3 separate regions of the Homo sapiens genome follow, and regions 1 and 2 are each linked to region 3. The links are chromatin contacts, found by Hi-C or POLR2A ChIA-PET in ENCODE. All regions are on one chromosome and are shown on one strand. Each heading gives the region's core, a stretch centred on a gene start or an enhancer-like site at or near the end of the contact. The rest is flanking DNA. Distances are from core to core; before and after follow the strand shown. Region 1 holds the start of CCDC32 (coiled-coil domain containing 32). Region 2 holds the start of OIP5-AS1 (OIP5 antisense RNA 1). Region 3 holds the start of DLL4 (delta like canonical Notch ligand 4).

Evidence for each region. Hi-C counts contacts between places; a loop is a spot of excess contacts on that map. ChIA-PET counts read pairs that join two places held with the same protein, here RNA polymerase II (POLR2A). Pooled maps may share reads with other maps.
Region 1: a loop to region 3 is called in a pooled map, with 3 times the contacts of the local background. The contact joins the promoter of CCDC32 here to the promoter of DLL4 in region 3. A Hi-C loop is called at or near these places in 1 of 50 pooled maps. POLR2A ChIA-PET finds 5 or more read pairs at or near these places in 3 of 52 experiments (B cell, Caco-2 and K562).
Region 2: a loop to region 3 is called in a pooled map, with 3 times the contacts of the local background. The contact joins the promoter of OIP5-AS1 here to the promoter of DLL4 in region 3. A Hi-C loop is called at or near these places in 4 of 50 pooled maps. POLR2A ChIA-PET finds 5 or more read pairs at or near these places in 2 of 52 experiments (Caco-2 and HEK293).

The regions. Positions count from the first base shown.
Region 1 is chr15:40,562,688-40,567,233 of GRCh38, reverse strand. It overlaps CCDC32 (coiled-coil domain containing 32), which reads left to right and starts at 2,192. Exons shown (of 4, transcript NM_001080792.4): 1 at 2,192-2,258; 2 at 4,207-4,462. The coding sequence starts at 4,219. RefSeq lists a silencer at 1-17 and enhancers at 970-1,264, 1,744-1,793.
Region 2 is chr15:41,279,405-41,283,946 of GRCh38, reverse strand. OIP5-AS1 (OIP5 antisense RNA 1) reads right to left here and starts at 1,250. Exons shown (of 5, transcript NR_152821.1): 1 at 1,229-1,250. It overlaps CHP1 (calcineurin like EF-hand protein 1), which reads right to left. Exons shown (of 7, transcript NM_007236.5): 7 at 2,060-4,542. RefSeq lists an enhancer at 321-1,062.
Region 3 is chr15:40,927,521-40,931,907 of GRCh38, reverse strand. It overlaps DLL4 (delta like canonical Notch ligand 4), which reads right to left and starts at 2,568. Exons shown (of 11, transcript NM_019074.4): 1 at 2,174-2,568; 2 at 1,792-2,061; 3 at 1,226-1,283; 4 at 142-405. The coding sequence starts at 2,239. RefSeq lists silencers at 2,674-2,763, 3,357-3,426.

The DNA of each region.
Region 1 (4,546 bases), core at 943-3,442, 360 kb after region 3:
CAGTGTGAAATCCGTGTCTAACAAGGTAGCATTGGAGGCATCTAATCTGGGAGGCCAACAGTCGGGGAGGTTCTTGTGTCAAGTACCCAATCGACGAATAATGCCAGCTATAGATGTTCAGTGGCTGTGGGGTGTTCCCTGAGCAGTCTCTCAGTGAGATTCAGATACTGTCCCTGGCTGTATAGACCTAAAGCCTGACTCTCCACTCACCTTGAGGTTCTGTGAACTATGTAATATTCTCCAATCCTGTGCTATACAATAGGATCACCATTAGCCATGTGCTGTACAATAGCCACATGTGGCTAATTAAATTTAAATTAATTAAAATTTTAACAAGTTTTGAAACAAGATCTCACTCCCATCACCCAGGCTGGAGTGCAGTGGCACGATTTTGGCTCACTGCAGCCTTGACTTCCCAAACTGAAGTGATCCTCCCACCTCAGGCTCCCTAGTAGCTGAGACGACAGACATGTGCCACCATGACTGGCTAATTTTTTGTATTTTTAGTAGAGACGAGGTTTTGCCACATTGCCTAGGGTGGTCTCAAACTGGGCTCAAACAATCCATCCACCTTGGCCTCCCAAAGTGTTAGGATTACAGGCCGGATGTGGTGGCGCAACCTCCGCCTCCTGGGTTCAAGTAGTTCTCCTACCTCAGCCTCCTGAGTAGCTGGGATTACAGGCATGCGCCTCCACGCCCAGTTAATTTTTGTATTTTTAGTAGAAACAGGGTTTCACCATGTTGGCCAGGCTGGTCTCGAACTGCTGATCTCAGGTGATCCACACCCCCTCAGCCTCCCAAAATTCTGGGATTACAGGCATGAGCCACCAAGCCCGGCCAGGAACTGAATTTTAAATTGTATTTTAGCTGGGCGCAGTGGCTCACATCTGTAATCCTAAAACTATGTTGTTTTTGTTGTTGTTGTTTTCTTTTTCTTTCTTTCTTTTTTTTTTTGAGACGGAGTCTTGCTCTGTCACCCAGGCTGGAGTGAGAACTATTTCCTCAGCCAAGTTACTTGGCTACTGATGGTTGGCTGATGTCTTTCATCACGTGTTTCTTGGGAGAGAGTAACTGGTGTTGATCCTGGAAGCTGGGGATGGGGAGGGGTCGATCTCAATGAACAAGCTGGTATCTATCCCCTGAAGGATATCAAAGGTCATCTCCTTTAACAACTACAACAACAAAGCATTCTGACACACACTTCTTATGACCACTCTCTCCTTTATGTACTCTGGCCACACTTCCATCATATACTCTATAATCCTCAACGCCCCCCTCCTTTTTTTTTTTTGAGACAGTCTTGCTCTGTTGCCCAGGTTGGAATGCAGTGGTGCGATCTTGTCTCACTGCAACCTCTGCCTTCCCGGTTCAAGCGATTCTCCTGCCTGAGCCTCCCGAATAGCTAGGATTCCAGGCATGTGCCACCATGCTCAGCTAATTTTTGTACTTTTAGTAGAGACAGAGTTTCACCATGTTTCACCCAGGCTGGTCTCGAACTCCTGACCTCAGGTGATCCACCTGCCTCGGCCTCCTAGAGTACTGGGATTACAGGCGTGAGTCACCGCGCCCGGCTGTCTATCACTGTTTACTGTTATTTGTAAACTTTTATGCCTCCATGGCGGACCCCCTTCCTACACTACTAAGCTGTAAGGATCTCCAGGACTTATATCAAGTCATATGTGTCTTAACTTCACGCTTAACACAATGCTTAGAACACAGCAGGTGCTTGGTATCTATTGACTAAATGAATGAAGGAAAGCTTCATAATTTGATGAATGAGACACGAGTCTCCTGGGAGAGTAAGGAAAGAAGCCGCCGAAGTGCTCTAATTTGGGTAACGAAGGGGTGAAATTTTTAGAAGACAAACACCGACAGAGAAAGTTGTGGAGGAGGTGAACTGGCTCCGGCGACTAGGAAAAGTCAAAAGTCTTGGAAACGACTTCCCTATCCAAGCAGGGACTGGAACCCTGGATCTGCAAGGAATCAACCTGGCCCTCGGGAGGGGAGGGGCAATGCTCAGGGCACGTGACTCCACCGTTTCCCGGCAACCAGAGCCCCGTCCACCGCTCGCCTCTTGCTGCTCCTCACTTCTTCACCACGCTGAGCTCCTCTCGACCAATCGACGCACAGAACATCGTCGGGTGGGAAGGTAGTTGGAGGACTCCTGGGCTCCGTCACTAGGGGACTCCGCCCCTCCCGATTTCCTCCGGGCTACAGGCGACAGAGCTGAGCCAAGCGTTTACTGGGCAGCTGTTACGGTAAGTGAGGAGGGGCTGGGGTGCCCAGCGTTTTGGATCTCCCACTCTGGCCCGGCCCCGGAATACCACATAGAGGCCTTGGGACCTGATTCATCCCGTCCAGACAGCCCTAGAGACCTGAGCGACTGAGGCCTGGGATCTGGACGCCGGAATTTCCTGCGTGGTTCTGGACGCCCTGCCCTGGGGTAAGGGGCCATGCGGGGCTCTGGTGTGAGCAAAGTTTTGGTTTTGGGTGGCTTTAGACGAATTCGGGTTGGGGGTTCACTGTAGCGCTAGACATCAGTTCACCCAGGACCGCCGTGTCATAGCTGTCCCTTTTACTTCCGGCCTTTACGCTGGCTGGGCTCTGTCTCCTGGCATTATTCAGACCTTGCCTCAGGCAGCCTTCCTGATTTCTAAGTCTCCTCTTGAAAGAAGGTGTCAGCCTGTCTCATATGCCTAGATAGTTATAAAAGCCTCCAGGCTCTTTGCGTAGCTTTTCCTACCTGCCCGTGCTTGGGCTGCTTTCGTTATATTTTCCAAACAAGCAGGATGGTATTTGATAAAAACATGGATTCTGGAGCAGCACAGATCTGGTTTTCCTGTCAAGGATTCCCCACATATCAGTAATGTGCCCTAGAGCAAGTTACCCTTCTGAACTTGTTTTTTCATCTGTAAAATGGTGAAAATACCTACCTTTCAGTGATTGTATTAAAATAAGAGCATGAGACATACGGCTGAACTGCATGCGCTGAGCACACAGCCCTTGCATTGTAACAGTACTCTCTGACAGACACTTTTTACCAAGCAGGATCTTCATGTATATGGAACTGTGGAAAGACCTTTAGTCTGTGTTCTGTTGAAAACAGAATTTAGGGGCCGGGCGCGGTGGCTCACGCCTGTAATCCCAGCACTTTGGGAGGCCGAGGCGGGCGGATCACAAGATCAGGAGATCGAGACCACCCTGGCTAAACGGTGAAACCCCGTCTTTACTAAAAAATGCAAAAAATTAGCCGGGCGTGGTGGCGAGTGCCTGTAGTCCCAGCTATTTGGGAGGCTGAGGCAGGAGAATGGCGTGAACCCGGGAGGCGGAGGTTGCAGTGAGCCAAGTTAGCGCCACTGCACTCCAGCCTGGGCGACAGAGCGAGACTCTGTCTCAAAAAAAAAAAAGAAAGAAAGAAAGAAAAAAAAACAGAATTTAATTGACTGGAGATAGAACTGTTGCATTTTGGAGATCTTTGGAGAAAAGTGCAGGCTGGTTGTCCAACCTGGAAATGCCCTACAGATTTGTGTGTGTGTGTGTGTGTGTGTGTGTGTGTTAAAATATATGTAGCATAAAATTGACCATTTTAACTATTTTTGTGTGTATGATTCAGTGGTGTTCACATTGTTGTGCAACCATAACTACCATCCACCTCCAGAACTTTTTCATTTTCCCAAACTGAAACTGTGTACCCATTAAACAGTAATTCCCCATTCTTTCTACCTCCCAGCCCCCAGCTCCCACCATCCTATTTTCTGTATCTATGAATTTGACTACTCAGGTACCTTATATAAGTGGAATCACAGTATCTGCCTTTTGTGTATGGCTTGTAGGAATTCCATTTTTATTTTTATTTTATTTATTTATTTGTGAGACAGGGCCTCGCAATGTCACCCAGGCTGGAGTGCAATGGCGTGATCACCACTCACTGCAGCCTCTATCTCCTGGGCTAAGGTGATCCTCCTACCTCAGCCTCCGGAGTAGCTGGGACTACAGGCATGTGCCACCACACCTGTCTAATTTTTGTATTTTTAGTAGAGATGGGATTTTGCCATGTTTCCCAGGCTGGTCTCGAACTGCTGGCCTCAAATGATCTGACTGCCTCGGCTTCCCAAAGTGTTGGGATTACAGTCGTGAGCCACTGTGCTCAACCTTATGCTGTATTCTTAAAGCCAGTTCTTACTCACTTGAGCTTCTGTTTTATAGCTCAGATTCCAAATGAAAATGTTTGAGAGCGCTGACTCTACAGCCACAAGATCTGGCCAGGATCTCTGGGCTGAAATTTGTTCCTGTCTGCCAAATCCTGAACAAGAAGATGGTGCCAACAATGCATTCTCAGACTCCTTTGTGGATTCTTGCCCTGAAGGTGAAGGCCAGAGGGAGGTGGCTGACTTTGCTGTCCAGCCAGCTGTAAAGCCTTGGGCTCCCTTGCAGGATTCAGAAGTGTATTTAGCATCTCTAGGTAAGTTTGACGGCTCTAGGGAAGCATATTGAAGTTCTGTTACATCAAACTTGGTTTCCTATTCTTTTGTGTTGTTGTTATTCC
Region 2 (4,542 bases), core at 1-2,500, 350 kb before region 3:
GAGTGTTTATTGGGCATCGTCTTGCTCGCGCGCGCTCTCCTTGCGTCGTAGGTTGGTTGGAATGCACGTCAATCAATAGCACTCGCCCCACTCTTTCGATCCGGATTGGGTCCCAGAATTGAGGTAACAGGGAGAAATGCTTTTGTAATTCAATTATTAAGAATGTAAAATTTCCGCCGTAGAAGCTGTACCACGTGGTAAGATAGTGTGGCTAGGCCGCGTGACTATTTTAAGCCACTGTTAGGTTAAACTGTAGTACTAATAATTTCATTCTCAGGCCCGAGGGTTTTTGTTTTGTTTTGTTTTTTGAGACAGAGTCTCTCACTGTCGCCCAAGCTGGAGTGCAGTGGCGCGATCTTGACTCACTGCAACCTCCGCCTCCCGGGTTTAAACGATTCTCCTGCCTCAGCCCCTCAAGTAGCTGGGACTACAGGCGCATGCCACCACACCCAGCTAATTTTTGTATTTTTAGTAGAGACGAGATTTCACTACGTTGGCCAGACTGGTGTCGAACTCCTGACCTCAGGTGATCCACCCGCCTCGGTCTCCCGAAGTGCTGGGATTACAGGCATGAGCCACCGCGCCCAGGCTTTTAATCCAGGGGTAGCACAACACCTAGGGAAAAAATTTAATGCTTCCAGTTTGTCTCTGTCTTTGACTCTTAAAGGGCCCAAACGTTGTCCGGCTGTTTACAGCTTTGGTCAATACAGGAGAGAAGGATTCGTCACTTTTCTGAAGGCCCTCCTGCATAGAGGAAACCTGCTGTAACTGGCAGTTTTGTTGTTTGCTACACCCAACTGTAGGGCATCCTTTCTTCTGCATCATTTCCCAGAGGGGCAGGTGTCAGGCCTCTGAGCCCAAGCTAAGCCATCATATCCCCTGTGACCTGCACGTATACATCCAGATGGCCTGAAGCAACTGAAGATCCACAAAGAAGTGAAAATAGCCTTAACTGATGACATTCACCATTGTGATTTGTTTCTGCCCCACCCTAACTGATCAATGTACTTTGTAATCTCCCCACCCTTAAGAAGGTTCTTTGTAATTCTCCCCACCCTTGAGAATGTACTTTGTGAGATCCACCCCCTGCCCACAAAACATTGCTCCTAACTCCACCGCCTATCCCAAAACCTGTAAGAACTAATGATAATCCACCACCCTTTGCTGAACTCTCTTTTCCGACTCATCCCACCTGCACCCAGGTGAAATAAACAGGCTTGTTGTTCACACAAAGCCTGTTTGGTGGTCTCTTCACACGGACACGTGACAGCAGGGAGGGTATACGTGGGGTGGCTCCTCTTCGGGGTTATGACAAGCGAGGCCCAGCGTAGGCAGTGTAGGTCCACTGTGCTTGCCAAACACCAAGAGGGCTGTCATCTGGGTGGATTCTTAGAAATGCAGATTCCTGGCCTGGCACGGTGGCTGTAATCCCAGCACTTTGGGAGGCTGAGGCGGGTGGATCAGCTGAGGTCAGGAGTTCAAGACCAGCCTGGCCAACATGGTGAAACCCCAATCTCTACCAAAAATACAAAAATTAGCCAGGTGTGGTGGCACGTGCCTGTAATCCCAGCTACTCAGGAGGCTGAGGCAGGAGAATTGCTTGAACCTGGGAGGCGGAGGTTGCAGTGAGCCAAGACTGTGCCATTACACTCCAGCCTGGGCAAGAGTGAGACTCCATCTCAAAAAAGAAATGCAAAGAAAAAGCCATGTAAAACCAGAGTATGTCACCGCTGAGGCTGCACATGAATGAGGAGGTGGGCAATTTAAGGAATGGACATATACTGGATTTTTAGGCTTTTTCTACATTTAAGGAGTCAGGGAGTCAAGAATAGAAATTGCGTCTTAGCTGGAATGAATGGGAAGTGGCCACGGCTGACAAAACCATGTCGAAGCCAAAAGTGCTGGCCCCTCGATGAATGTTTCCACTTCATATATCCAGGCAGCAGCAGAGTAGACTGCAGCTGACCGTACAGACATAAACTTGAGTAAGGGAGACACTGTGATTTCAAACTTGAAGGGACTAAGTTACATAAAATTCTTGTAAAATGGACAAAAGTTATTTTGTTTCAACCACAAGTATTTATTGATGGATCGAAGATACAATTTTAATGGAACAATAAGGCACAACCGTGGATTAAAACACTTTGCTATACAGCCAAAAGGGGGGAAAATCTATAACCTTAGGAACTTTATGCCAATCAAGAAGCCTCTAAAGTACCTCTCTAATAGATCAGTATCAGACATTCTTCCCTTTTACATAATTCCTATATTACATCACTTAATCATAAAATCTGACTGATACTTCATAAAGAATTCCTCATTCATTTATATTTGAGCCATCCAGCCTGGCTACTCCCCTGTTCTCCACCCTTTTCCATCACTTTGCAGTGGTATTTTTTAGCAATCTTCAATAGTTTTCCAAAGCAAGGAAACAAGCAAGCAAGCAATGAGTCAGAAAGTCAACCAAGGGCAGATGTGTGGCTAAATACACTCATAGAGACATACATTAGGATAGCAATAGCCTGATTCACTGAAGTCTAAACTAAGCTGACTTGGCAGAAAAGTTGCTGTGGCTCGCTCAAAGATCTGTAATGCCACCTTAGGTTGTGCTACTAGTGCCAGACCTCTTGTTTTTAAGGGATTAGCAGTGGTCTAAACAAGAAGCCAGGGAGCTAATGTAACCAGGCAGCTAATGACACAACAGTCAATGCTTTGGACATGTATTAGGAGCAGACTATGGCTTCCGTCATTAACATTTGCCAAGTGTAAAATTCATAAAGAATTTTGCGGCTGAGCACGGTGGCTCATGCCTGTAATCCCAGCACTTTGGGAGGCCGAGGCAGGAGGATCACCTGAGGTCAGGAGTTCAAGACCAACCTGGCCAACATGGTGAAACTCCCTCTCCACTAAAAATGCAAAAATTACCCAGGTATGGTGGCACACGTCTGTAATCCCAGCTACTTGGGAGGCTGAGGTGGGAGAATTGCTTGAACCCAGGAGGCAGAGGTTGCAGTGAGCCAAGATCACGCCACTGCACTCCAGCCTGGGTGACAGAGTGAGACTCCATCTCAAAAAAAAGAATTTTGTGCAAAACTTCAAGACACTAAGGAAACAATCTTTAAATATTTTGGACTGGGGCCAGGCGTGGTGGCTCACACCTGTAATCCCAGCACTTTGGGAGGCTGAGGCAGGCGGATCACGAGGTCAGGAGTTCGAGACCAGCCTGGCCAACATGGTGAAACCCTGTCTCCACTAAAAATACAAAAAATTAGCCGGGCATGGTGGTGCACACCTGTAATCCCAGCTACTTGGGAGGCTGAGGCAGGAGAATCACTTAAATCCAGGAGGCTGAGGTTGCAGTGAGCGATCGCACCACTGCACTCCAGCCTGGGTGACAGAGCAAGACTCTGTCTCAAAAAAAAAAAAAAAAAAAAAAAAAAATTTGGACTGGGATATTAGGCACTTCCGTAACACTAATATTTCTACTTGGAAATGTGAAGTGGAAAACATTCCAGTGCACATAACACTGAGGCATAAACCATGCTGCAAAGGTGTGAATGCATGAGGCTTTATAGGGTGCCCAGCCTCCTTATTAAATAAAAGCCATGAGAAAGTCCCTAGGCATATTGTCAGAGCAGCCATTCTGGTGGTAACGGTGTCCCCAAACTAAGCAAACCTGTAAGCATACTGCTGCTTTTTCAACAGTCAACATTGCACTAACAAGAGGAGCCACACAGGTACAAAGTTGAGAATCAGAGGCCAGAGATAGAGTGATGTGGGCAAGCAACCTAGAAGACTTGGCTCCATACCTCTCACCAAGGCCACCTTTCAAAAAGGGTATCTCCACCCAGCAGCCTTTGATGACAGAGCAGAGTGCAGAGGATGGTCTCATACTTCTGAGAGAAGTATTGATTACCAAAAAGCTCCTGAAGAGGCAACATCCCAGAGGCCCATTTAATAATGAAGGTAAATAAAAACTGCCAGACCCCTGAACTATCCTGCCAAGTCAGAAATACATATATAGGACATAGCTTGTGGTGCCAAGTAGAACAGAGGAGATTTTGAGGCTTAATGAAAAGCAGAAAGACTGCCAGAGTAAGTGAACAGTATGTTGGAAGACAGGGAAGTAGGAAGCAAAGAACATATAAAAAGGATGAAGAAGCATGCTGGCAGACTCGCTGGAGGGAAGGCAGCAGGGCTACAGTCTACATCTGGTGAAAGAGCTTTGCTGGCTTGTTCTTGGCATGATTGCCTCTCTCACTTTCTCAGACTGGATGGATGTGTGGCATTCAGCAGCAGAATGGGGAAGATGATATTTATAAATGAAGAACTAGTGAATGGATACTGAACAGAAATATATAGGGTGTACCATTCTGTAATGCCCTGTTTATACACCAAAGGCAGGTTTGTGTTGACAGAACATATTTGGGGTTGTCATGCAACAGCAGTAGTACTTTGGGAGAAGGGGAATGAGGGGGTGGAGGTGGAGTTGGTAGAAGGAGGACTTTCAAGTTCCAGTTCTTAAATACTAGACCGCAAGGA
Region 3 (4,387 bases), core at 1,319-3,818:
CCCACCCTCAGCATCCCTGAGGCCCAGCTAGTAGGAGGCCCAGACCCACTCTTCAAGGGAGGCAAGCTGTGACCAAGAAGCTCCACTGTGTTTCCTCAGGGGACCCTCCCCTTCCACACAGGTGGGAGCTTGACTGCTTACGCTGTTGGCAATATTCCCCAGTCCAACCGGGCAGGCAGGACAAGTTGCCATCTGGCTGGCACACATAGTGGCCGAAGTGGTCATTGCGCTTCTTGCACAGGCGGGAGCAGTTGTCTCCATAGTAGTTGTCACTGCAGATGACCCGGTAAGAGTAGCGCAGCCTTGTGAGGGTGCTGGTTTGCTCATCCAATAACCAGTTCTGACCCACAGCTAGGGAGCCCTGGATGGCGATCTTGCTGATGAGTGCATCTGGTGGCAAGGCCTCTGAGGGGGCAGAGGGTCGGGTCAGGGAAGGGTCGCCAGTCCCCAAGGGTGCCAGTGACGGCTGGCCAATGTCCTTCTTGGCTGTGATGATGGTGATCAGCCAACCAATCAGCCCAGTTATCCAGATGACCCCCGCCTGCCAGCAAGAACAGGCCAGAGGGACCCAAAGCCCCGCTACGTAGCTGCCCTACGTGTGTGCATGTGCAGGGGGCCTGATAGTATTCAAAAAGGGGACAATAGAAGGATGTTAAGATATCCCAGGGTCTTGGAGGCAGATAGGGAGGGGAAAGAGGAAAAGAGGTCAAAATGGAAAAAAGAGAAAAAGAAAGAAAAGCTCCCCAGGCTAGAGAGGACCCTGGGAGCAGGGGGTCCTTTGGTGCCCATTCAGGGGTTCTGCCTCCAGAGGTGGGTAATGGTTTTCTTTTTTCCTTTTCAAAGTGAGAATTGTTGTGCTGCTGAAATATCCTTTTCCTCTGTGTCAGAACAACATCCCAAAGCCATTATTCCCTTTCCAAAGGAGCGGAATTCGCGAAAGGTGTAAAATACAGGAAGGGGCCCGTCAGCGGCGCTGGCAGCTTCAGCCTTTCTCACCGCCGTACTCCCCGCGTTCCCACGCCAAAAATAACCCGCAGGAAACGCAATTGTGCTCTGAGTCCAGGCAGCGAGCGGAATCCGAGCGTCCAGCGCGGGGCGCAGCTCCAGGCCAAGCTAAGCGTCCTGCCTCCCACCCCCAAGCCCGCACTTCCCCCGCCTAGAACAGATTAACTCTTTCGGCGCTGCGCCGTGTCGCCCCCCTGTGGTGGCGGAGCGAGCTACTCACCTGGCCGCAGGTCGTCTCCTGGCGCGTGCCAAGCTTCGATGATGAGCGAGAAGGTACCCTGGGAAAGGGGGTGGGGGGACGGAGAGATGGCGAGATGAGCAAGCGGGGAGAGGTGGGGGTGCCTTGCGGCAGCCTGTTTAATTAATCTAATTGCAGGATTCAGTTACTGCGCCCGGGTCAACATAACGGGGCTGTGCACAGTGTAGCGCTTGAGCAGGGAAGGCGAGAGGAGAACCCCCGGTAGAGGGAGGGTTGAGAGACGGGAGAGTGTAAGGGAGAGCCACTGGAGGAGGGGGTGGTAGGGTACCGCCCCAGAGTGGTAGGTAATGAAAATCGTGTCCCAAGAGCTGGGGACGGGAGGACATAAACTGGGAAGACGGAGACTGGTGAGAGCCTTTTCTGGGATCAGTCTCAGGAGAGAGTCGGGAAGAGCCAGGAAAGAATGCATCCTGGGCTTTTTGGGGGTGGGGGTGTGTGTACAAGGAAATCTGGGGAGGGGGCTTTGGTCCCAGGGCGCCTCCTCTCTCGGCTTCTGCGACCTCCCAGTGCGCCCAGGCTGTGCTCACCGGCCAGGTGAAATTGAAGGGCAGTTGGAGAGGGTTGCGCCCCCCGCCGCTACTGTCGTCCCGGACAGCGAAGGAGTTGGTGCCCAATACCGGCGTGGAGACGGTCCCGAAGGTGCAGGGTCCGGGCGAGACGACCGCCTGGAAGTGCTTAAGGCAGACGCGGAAGAAAGTCCGGCAGCCGGGCTCGCAAGGCCGCCCACTGGCCAGTACGCCGCGCTCGTTGATGAACTCCTGCAGCTGCAGCTGGAAGACGCCGGAGCCGGCCGCGCGCTATTGCACAGGGACCGAGGGAAGGAGGGAGGGGACCGGTCAGCTCAGCTGGTGCCCGGGGCTGAGGCCCAGAGCGCGGCAGAGGGGACGGAGAGGGCGCGGGACGTGTTACCTGCTGCCAAAGTGCCACCAGCAGCAGTAGCGCCCAGCCAGAGGCGCTCCGGGACGCTGCCGCCATCCCCTCGGGCGTCGCTCTCTCCACCCGCGGGCCCTCAATCTGGCTCTGTTCGCGACGCCGCTTTCCCGCGCGTCCGCCAGCCGGCGGGGTCCCTGAAAAGAGGCGCTCCTCTCGGGACGCTGCTCCCCTTTGGCCTTCTCGCTGGCTCCGCTGCAGCTGCCGCTGTAGGTAATCCAGGTGACTACGGCTGGGCGGCGACCGCGCCGAGGACGCGTCTTCTGTCTAATCCTGGGGCTGCAAGCGGGCTAGTGCCGGTGTACGCTGCACCAAGGCGGCTGGGGCTGCGGCTCTTGGCCTCGTGTTCCCGGCCTGCGCGCAGCGCCGCTACTGAAACCTGCGCGCTGGGGGCCTTCCTTATATATATTGGCTCCTCTCCTCGCCGCCTGTCACTCAGACTCATGGTCATTCTCCCCTCCCCTCCCGGCCTCTAGCTGCTACAGTCCCAGCGCCGCCCGGAGGGGGCCTCCGCCCCCGCCGCTCCCCCCTCCCCGTCAGCCAGTCGGGCGCAGGTCCCCGCCCCTCCGTGCCGCTCCCAACCTCTAGGTCCCCCAGCTCTGCGCGTGCCGAGGTGACCAGTCCTCCGTGATGGCGGGGTTAAGGGCTGAGACCCTGGCCGCCGGAGGATAGAGGGGTTGCCCGGTAATGGGGCAGGAGGTGAGTGGGTGGTTCGGGGATGGTCTTGGGGGCGGAGACACTAGGCAGTCCCTGTAGGCTGTGCATCCGCAGCAGGCGCTAGTTACCTAGTGTTCCAAAGCAGGTAAAAAGAACTTAAGCCCGGAATGCAAAAACCAGCGCTAGGGAAATCCGATCTCCTTTTCCTTCCTGGAGCTTCTGGAGCCCTTGTCTCAACGGCCCCCAACCTATGAGTGCCCACCCACCACGCGTCCCCAGCGCAGCAGGGAAGCCAGCAGAAGCGTTAACCTCTCTGTGGCCACTCTGAGCAAGGCTAGGGGCTAAGGGTCTAAGGCTCGGGGCCCTCTCTGTGCACCTGTTGGGCGTCTCCCTCTCTAGCTAAGGGGGGGCGTGCCCAGCGCGTGCCTTCTCCCTTCTGCCCCCTGCCAGGGCTTGGCGCGTGCCAGAGACCCAGACGCGCGGTCCCTGAGGTGGGGGAGGGCGGGGCGTGGTCCCGGAGGTAGGAGGGGGGCGCGTCCTCAGCTGTATGGTAATGAGGTTCTGGCCCCGCCTCCAGCGCGTCCCCTCACCTGAGTCCAGCTTCAGTTCCTGCGCCCACTGCCTCCCCCCACCCCAGCAGCCCCAAGCCCCCGGCCGCGCCCTGTCGCTCAGCTGGGGCAAGGAGGAACTCTCCTGACGCCAGAGTTGGCTCAGGCCACTGGAGAATCAAGGTGAGGGACTGAGGCCGGGTCGGCCCGGGTCCTCGCCTCATAAGGCGGGATGTGGGGTGGAACTGGAGGCTTGCGGAGCTGTTTGAGTTTCAGGCGGCTTCCCAAGTCTCGCCCGAGAGGGTCCCCTGGGTGGCCCCACTCCTCCAAGCGGCAGCAGCGCAGCTGCTTTCTCGGAACCCGGCGTGATCCCCGGAGACCGCAGACCGGGGAGGGCCGGCTTCTCCCAGTCTCAGGGGTGCCGGGGAGCTCTCTCTTTGCGACGCCGAGGGCAGCGGGGGCCCTGTGGCTTCAGCTGTCAGCCCGCCCGCGAGGTGATGGCTGTAGTCGGGCGGTAAGATCAGCGCGGGGGGGGAGCCGGGACGCGGCGCGAACCCGGGGGAGGCGGTAAGGGTGGGGGAGCGGCGAGAAGCCCAACAGCTGCCAATGCCGAGCATGGTCTGATTTTTTTTTTTGAGTTGGGTGGTGGTGGTGGAGGACTGGGGGACGGGTGTGGTGGGGGGGGGAAGGATGAGAAACAAGAGGTTGGGAGCGTGGGTTGGGGGAGGGGCGAGGTGAGGAGACGGGCTCCGGGGTCCCCCACGCACGGCCACCCCTCCCAGCCACCATCTGGCGCGAGCGGGTTGGCGTGGGGAACCGAGGTGGGGCGGGGCGGCAGATGGGCCCAGGCTGCGCTCGGGAGTTAATGTAGGTTATGGGCAGGCGGAGTCCCAGGCCCGAGGGAGGGGGAGTCCGGGGCGTGCCTCCCGGCGATCCTGGCAAGTGGGCTCCCAGATCTTCTCTCCGCCTATACCCTATGGATCCCTGG